Regions from separate parts of the Homo sapiens genome. Here region 2 is linked to region 1. Evidence: chromatin contacts called from ENCODE Hi-C data. All regions are on one chromosome and are shown on one strand. The core of a region is the stretch at or near the end of the contact, and the rest is flanking DNA. Distances in the headings are between cores, read along the strand shown. Region 1 overlaps SH3RF3 (SH3 domain containing ring finger 3). Region 2 has its middle 100 kb from the start of SEPTIN10.

What was found. Hi-C counts contacts between places; a loop is a spot of excess contacts on that map. Pooled maps may share reads with other maps.
Region 2: a pooled map shows a loop between it and region 1 (4-fold over the local background). The contact joins two enhancer-like sites. A Hi-C loop is called at or near these places in 1 of 168 maps with a recorded cell type or tissue (posterior vena cava), 3 of 37 single-sample maps with no recorded cell type and 3 of 50 pooled maps.

What each region holds. Positions count from the first base shown.
Region 1 is chr2:109,468,947-109,472,000 of GRCh38, reverse strand. The region is part of intron 8 of SH3RF3 (SH3 domain containing ring finger 3); the gene reads right to left. It also overlaps a transcript of RANBP2 not described here. Among named protein-coding and RNA genes, the nearest start is that of SEPTIN10, 140 kb to the left of the region's middle. RefSeq lists an enhancer at 1,136-1,255. Within about 2 kb of position 1,416, at least 5 of the 41 ENCODE cell types and tissues checked have a DNase peak (open chromatin) inside an H3K27ac peak, as active enhancers do.
Region 2 is chr2:109,509,507-109,512,910 of GRCh38, reverse strand. It overlaps a transcript of RANBP2 not described here. Among named protein-coding and RNA genes, the nearest start is that of SEPTIN10, 100 kb to the left of the region's middle. Within about 2 kb of position 1,636, at least 2 of the 41 ENCODE cell types and tissues checked have a DNase peak (open chromatin) inside an H3K27ac peak, as active enhancers do.

The DNA.
Region 1 (3,054 bases), core at 167-2,666:
GACTCTGCTTCTCCCTGAATTGGCAATATAACCATGGAGGAAAATGGCCTGCTTCAGACCAAGTTACATGAACTGCTGTTCACACAGCCCCTGCCTTCTAGAGAACTGCCAGGCATCTGCTCTCCCTGTGTCTGCATAGTCTCAGCAAATAGAGTGTGGAAAAAGTTTAACAAGACGTGCCCCATGCAAAAAGGCAGGACAAGCTATCCAGGACTGTGCATTAGTCTATCTCCTATGGCTAAGCTCTTGGGACCGTCTTATTAGGTATGTGAGGCTGAGACAGCAAGGGGGTGAGTGGAAAAGAAAGAGACTTAGACCCCGCCCCAGCATGTGTCCTGGAGCAGGTGGCTTGGACAGCAACCTCCTCACCCATGGAATACAACAGTGTCTGGGCCTACATGAGCTGTTCCAATGATGAATTTTGCCACTGACTGATATGGTTTGGCTCTGTGTCCCCACTCAAATCTCATCTAGAATTGTAATCCCCATGTGTCAAAGAGGGACCTGGAGGGAGGGGACTAGATCACGGGGGCAGTTTCTCCCATGCTGTTCTTGTGATAGTGAGTGAGTTCTCATGAGATCCAATGGTTTTATGAGGATTCTTCCCCCTTCACTTTCTCTTCTCTCTCCTGCCGCCTTGTGAAGAAGGTGCTTGCTTCCCCTTTGCCTTCCGCCATGATTGTAAGTTTCCTGTGGCACCCCCAGCTGAAACTGAGAGTCAATCAAACCTCTTTCCTTTATACATTACTCAGTCTCAGGTATTAATTTCTTTTTTTTTTTTTTTTTTTTTTTTTGAGACAGAGTCTGTCGCCCAGGCTGGAGTGCAATGGCACGATCTCGGCTCATTGCAAACTCTGCCCCCTGGGTTCAAGTGATTCTCAGCCTCCCAAGTAGCTGGGATTAGAGGCACCTGCCAACACACCCAACTAATTTTTGTGTTTTTAGTGGAGATGGGGTTTCACCATGTTGGCTGGGCTGGTCTCGAACTCCTGACCTCAAGTGATCTGCCCTCCTCGGCCTCTCAAAGTGCTGGGATTACAGGCGTGAGCCACCGCACCCAGCCTAGTCTCTGGTATTTCTTTACAGCAGTGTGAAAATTGACTAATACACTGACTCTGCCTCAGGCAACAGAAGAGATTTCTTATCATGAGGAAGAAGGAATGAAATGTCAGCACCCTTTGTTTGCTGTGAGCTGACTTCCCTGCAAAGGGTCTCTCTAAGCTGTGGCCTGTGGAACAGGGGTGGCTGAGCCGAGGCCTCTACTTCCTGCACATCTGCACCTCTGGCTCTGCTATTTCTGTGATGACCCATCCTCCACCAGCCCCGGCCACAGCAGTTTCTAGGCACCCCATGCGTGGCACTGTCAGAGCCAGTCCAGGGAGCTTGGTGTAACTGCCTGTCCTCCTCCAGACTGCCTTGTTCAGCTCTGCACGTAGAGTACTGAGCCAGGGCTTGTCCCAAAGTGGGTGCTCCACAAATATTTTGTTAAGTCAATAGATGAAAAATAAGTGAATGACCAGAGGGCAACTACACTCAAGTGGGTGGTGTCTCCCCAGACGTGCAATAAGGAAGAGCAAATTCTGAGAACCAAAGATTGACAAGGCGCTTCCAGGGACTTGTTGAGATCCAGCAAAACTCTGGAAAAGATGATCTTTTCCAGATGGAGCAGGAGTCTACCCGAAATGCAAGCATGGATTTCACATGTGGCTAGAGCTGCTGGGTGCTGTGGGTCATCCTTCTAACTCCCATCACTTATTGATGAGGAAATAAGTCATTCCAAAGTAATCTCATCTCTTTACGTAGTGAGGTCCCAGGAGCCTTTGGTGAGGAGACAGGGCCACCCCAGCCACCCCAGAAGGGACAAGGAATCCTTGTAGTTGAGAAGGTGGCTTTGTCTTCATTAGCCAGAAGACAGCTCTGTGGTTGCCCACCACCAGAACGGGCTCAGCTAACCCTCAGACAGGACGCACGAAGAGTGAAATGATCAACACTAAGTAACTCCAGCTTGCAGGATCAAGCGTATCTGCTCATGGGTTCATCTTATAGCTCGCATGTCCTGGAAAGTGCTCTGAGAACACTGCTGTCCAGGCTCAGACCCCCACAGAAGAATGTCTGAGGTTGTGGTTGCAGTGGACAAACGCCTGGCCCCAAGCTGCACACATAACCAACGGCTGGAAAAATTCGGATCTACCTTCTGAGGAAAAGCACGGTTTTCTGGCTTTTCTTCATGAGATCTGGGGGTTCTTTTGTTCAGCAAAAACATAATGGTTAAGCTTTTCAGCGTTCTGCCAGACTTATTACTATTTGCTTGTTGGGTTTCTGGAGCTTGTGGATTTGTCCTTAATCAGAAGTACACAAGACCAGTGCTCAGTCACTCTGAGCCACTGGGGCCCAGCTCCCATTGCCAGCCCACCTAGGAGAAGTCACACACAGAGGACACATTAACTGTTATTTTCTAGGCAGCCTAAGTTTTGTGCTTTGATGAAATTAGGCCACAGAAGACCATCCCACTGCACACATAGTGTGACCCCTGCACAACAGGCATTACTGTCAAACCCTTCCTCGACAGAGCAGCGGATGCATGCATGGAAAACCAACAGACCAGGCAGGCAGTTCTGGCCCCAAAGCAAAGCACGGGGGCTAGTAAAGGGCCACAGGGGCCCAGCCGCATGCCACACACCCCAGGATACAGAGTGGAGGACACAGTGAGGTGGTGTCTTTAGGGCTGTTAGATCCAGGCCCTTCCCTCCTGATAAATTCTCACTCATCCAGGAATATTCTGGGATAGCGCACAATGCACAGAAGAAATACGCTGTGTAAGCACGGGCTGTGGAATGCTGCAGGGGGCCCGCATTCTTGGGGTGGAGAAGAAAGGCATGGCATGGGCCACAAGGTGCAAAGCCACACCTCAGGCCCTGCACAGCCTGTGTTCTCAGCTTACATGCCTGGCCCTGCTCCCACAGCCTCCTGAGCCAAGACTGGTGGCTGGAGCCCTTTAGAAGACCTTGAGCTTGACATGCATCTAGTAGCCCCCGGGAGACCACCACTAACTGG
Region 2 (3,404 bases), core at 387-2,886, 41 kb before region 1:
CAATGGCCAAAGTCATGGTGGACCTGAAGAACTGGAGGTGAATAGCAGGCGGCTGCTCCCTTGCTGGCCCAGGAGGGGGTGAGGAGGGGTCAGGGTCAGAGTCATGTGAGGGGTCTTAGGTCTTGGGGCACCCAGGGTGGAGGCTCTGGGAGAGACAGGAGCACCTGGGAGGGGGAAAGTCAAAGATGCTACCTGAGGGCTCTCCAGGGTGCCCAGCCTGCCCGGCTTCTCTTTCTTGCTCAGCCTCTGTGGCTGACTTGCCTCCCACGAGGCCCAGCAAGCCGGGTCTAGTCAAGAATGTCCCAGAAAAACCTGGAGTGTAGATAGAGAGACACACAGTGAAGACCAGGAGACCAGGAGGCAGATGCAGTAGACCAGGGAGGGTAGCGAGGGGACTTGTGATGTTAAAATCCCTGGGTGCCCAGCGCGGTACAGAGTGGACCCCCAGGCAGCCTGGGACCATCCCTGGGCATACCTGGAGCTTGACTCAGGAGGGGGCAGGAGGGTGGCGGAGGCCACAGTGAGAGGTGAAATCAGCTGCAGCACATCAGGTGGTTTGCTGGGCATCAGAAGAAGGAGGAAGGACACACTGAGGGCACCCTGGGAGCAGCAGGGATGCAGGGCAGGGAGGGCCGGGACACATGGGGCCCACACGTCAGTCACCAAGGCATGCATGCAGCAAAGGACAGTGGGGCCAGGGCCCAGCAGGAGGAGGGCCAGGGTCCCAGGCCAGAGCCAGGAAGAGAGTTTCCAGCAGGCCGAGGAGGGCGGACAAGCCCCCTAAAAGTGTTTGGATGTTGAGACAGATATCACAGCCCCCACTAGAGTTGTAGAGAAAGCTTATTATCACACATGATGGGACTCCTGTGTGCCCTGGAGATGGGTCTGGCACTCAGCTCAACTCCCACTTGGGAGTCCCAGAGTCCTCTGGGCAGCAACACCATCTAGGGCAATTCTGCAGTACGTGTGCATCGGCACCTGCTGTGGGCAGCACCACACTGGGTGCCAGGAGGCACACATGGGCCACCCCCACCTCGGCCTCCTGGGTGTGCTCTCCCAGGATGCAGGACCTCACCTCTCTCTCTGTCCACCCCCCATTCCTTATTTGGGGGCATGGGGCAGCAGCCATGAAAATGCAGGGAGGGTGTGGACAAGGACTTGTGGAGCAATTCCATAGAAAAGACTTACAGTAGATGGCCAGCCCTGGCCCTGGTCTCACGTTGGGTCACAAAGCCAGCTGGAGGCAGAAGCAGGGCTAGAACCTGCCCCTGACCCCAGGGCTTGTGCCCCTCCCTATTCCTCCCTGCAGGCTCCCACCTTCTGCAGGTGATCTGAGCCTTGCCACAACAGTGGTTGGCCTTAGCTGATTGCCATGTGGTCCAGGCACCTTCAGGTGGGCAGGTTCTCCCAGCCTGACTGCAAGGACACCACCCCTAAGGCCACCAATTGCCAGCCTGTAGGCCTGACCAGAGGCACACTGGATTGCGGGAGAACTTTTTGTTCTTTTTGATCAAAGAGTATGTTGTCACCAGATGGGGGCATGTGGTATACTGGGCCACCTGGTGCTGTCATCAGAGGCCACAGAGGACAGCTGAGAACTTGTTGTGGCTGTGGGACCTCATTCTCCAGTCCCGAGTCAGGCTTCAGGGAGCACTGTCACAGCAAGTCAGACAGGGACAAGTGTCAATGGCCCTGACATCAGCCAGGCCTCCCGAGGCCAAGAACAGGCTGAGGAGTTAGGAGTGCGGCCTTTGGAGCCAGACTGCCAGTGCTTGAATCCTAGGTGCCGCACCTCTTTGCCCCTTCCTGAGGCGAGTTGGTTAACTGCTCTCTGCCTCAGTTTCCCCATCTGTGAAATTGCATGGTCATAATTCCTACTTCATAAGCCTGATGTGAGGACAAAAACGAGGCAATGGATGTAGAGTGCTAAGCATGGGGCGGGCGCAGAGGGTGGGCTTAGTACATGCTTAACACGCACTTGCCATCTTCAGCACCCACGAGGAGGCCAGGGGCTCCTGGAAGGGCCCACTCCCCATAGCTCCGGCCACCCGTCCCACCTTTGCTCTCTGCCGCTTCCCCTGCAGGAAAGCCTCTCTTGCTTTTGTTGCAGTCACCCAGCATGGGCCCCACTCTGCTCACCCTGGCTTTAGCTGGAGGAGGCCAGCTCCTGGTCAGACGGGGCCCTTCCCCAGCCCAGGCTGGGCAGGGAGGAGGGGTCACCCCATGGCACACACAAGTGGCTGTTTTGTTGGGAAGGGGCTGTGGGTGCTCAGAGCCCCTGGTCCCGGCTAGGAACAGAAATGAAGCCCTGGACCCCATCAGCCCTCTGGGCTGCAGAGGGTGAGGATGGAACCGGGGTTCCTTCAGTCTGGTAGTCACTGCACAAATGTGAGAAGAGCTACCTCGGGGTTTCCCTCTAGGACATGTGGAAGGCTTCCCCTCGGCCTCCACATCGGACTGACTTGTCAAAGGACCCTCGGGGCTGTCTGCTCCCCCACATGCCCTCACCGCCCCCTTGGCAGAGACGCCTTGCCCTTTGCCCAGCATCTGCTGTGCCAGCTTCCCACATTCATACGAGCCATTCCCTGTGCCACCAACAGAGGGAGCTCCCGACACAGTTTGCATCTAAACACCCCTTGAGAGCCCAGGAAACACTGCCTCCTGCTTCTGGCCTGGAAGGCTCAGAGACCTACCCCTGGCCATTCTCACCTCAGCCCTCTCCTCCACACCTGCTCTGGGCTCCCTCAGTTTCTTGATCCTGCCAAGCTCTCCCCAGCCTCGGGTTGGGGTGTGCACACACACCGTTCCCGCCAACCGAACATTCTTTCCCCTCTTCCTGCCTTGTGAATTTCTAAACAAGACTACAGTGTGGAGGTCCAGATAAGACCCGGACACCCTCTAAGTGGCCCTCCATGCCCCTCACCTCTCCAACTAGATAAGAGTTTCCTGCGATCCCTTAGTACTTTGCCCTATAGTATTTGCCCGGTAGCTATCGCCTAGTTATTTTGATTAATTTAACTTTTGACTTCATTATGACCTGGTCTCCATGAGCACAGGCACATGGGCTGAATTATGTTCCCCGAAAATTCATATGTTGAAGTCCTAGCCCCCAGTGCCTCAGCGTGTGTCTCTGCTTGGAGATTAAATTAAAATGAGTCCATTGGTGGGCCTAATCTGGCCTGACTGGTGTCCTTGTGAGAAGGGTGAGGGTGCAGGGGGTGGAGGATGAGAAATTGCTTAAAGGGGACATGTCATGTATGTTATTCGGGTGATGGATACACTAAAACTCCTGACTTGACCACTATGGCATGTAACAAAATTGCACCCCATAAATTTACACAAATTCATTTTAAAAAGAAGAGGAACACTGGATACAGACGCACAGAGATGAATCCGGGCAAGAC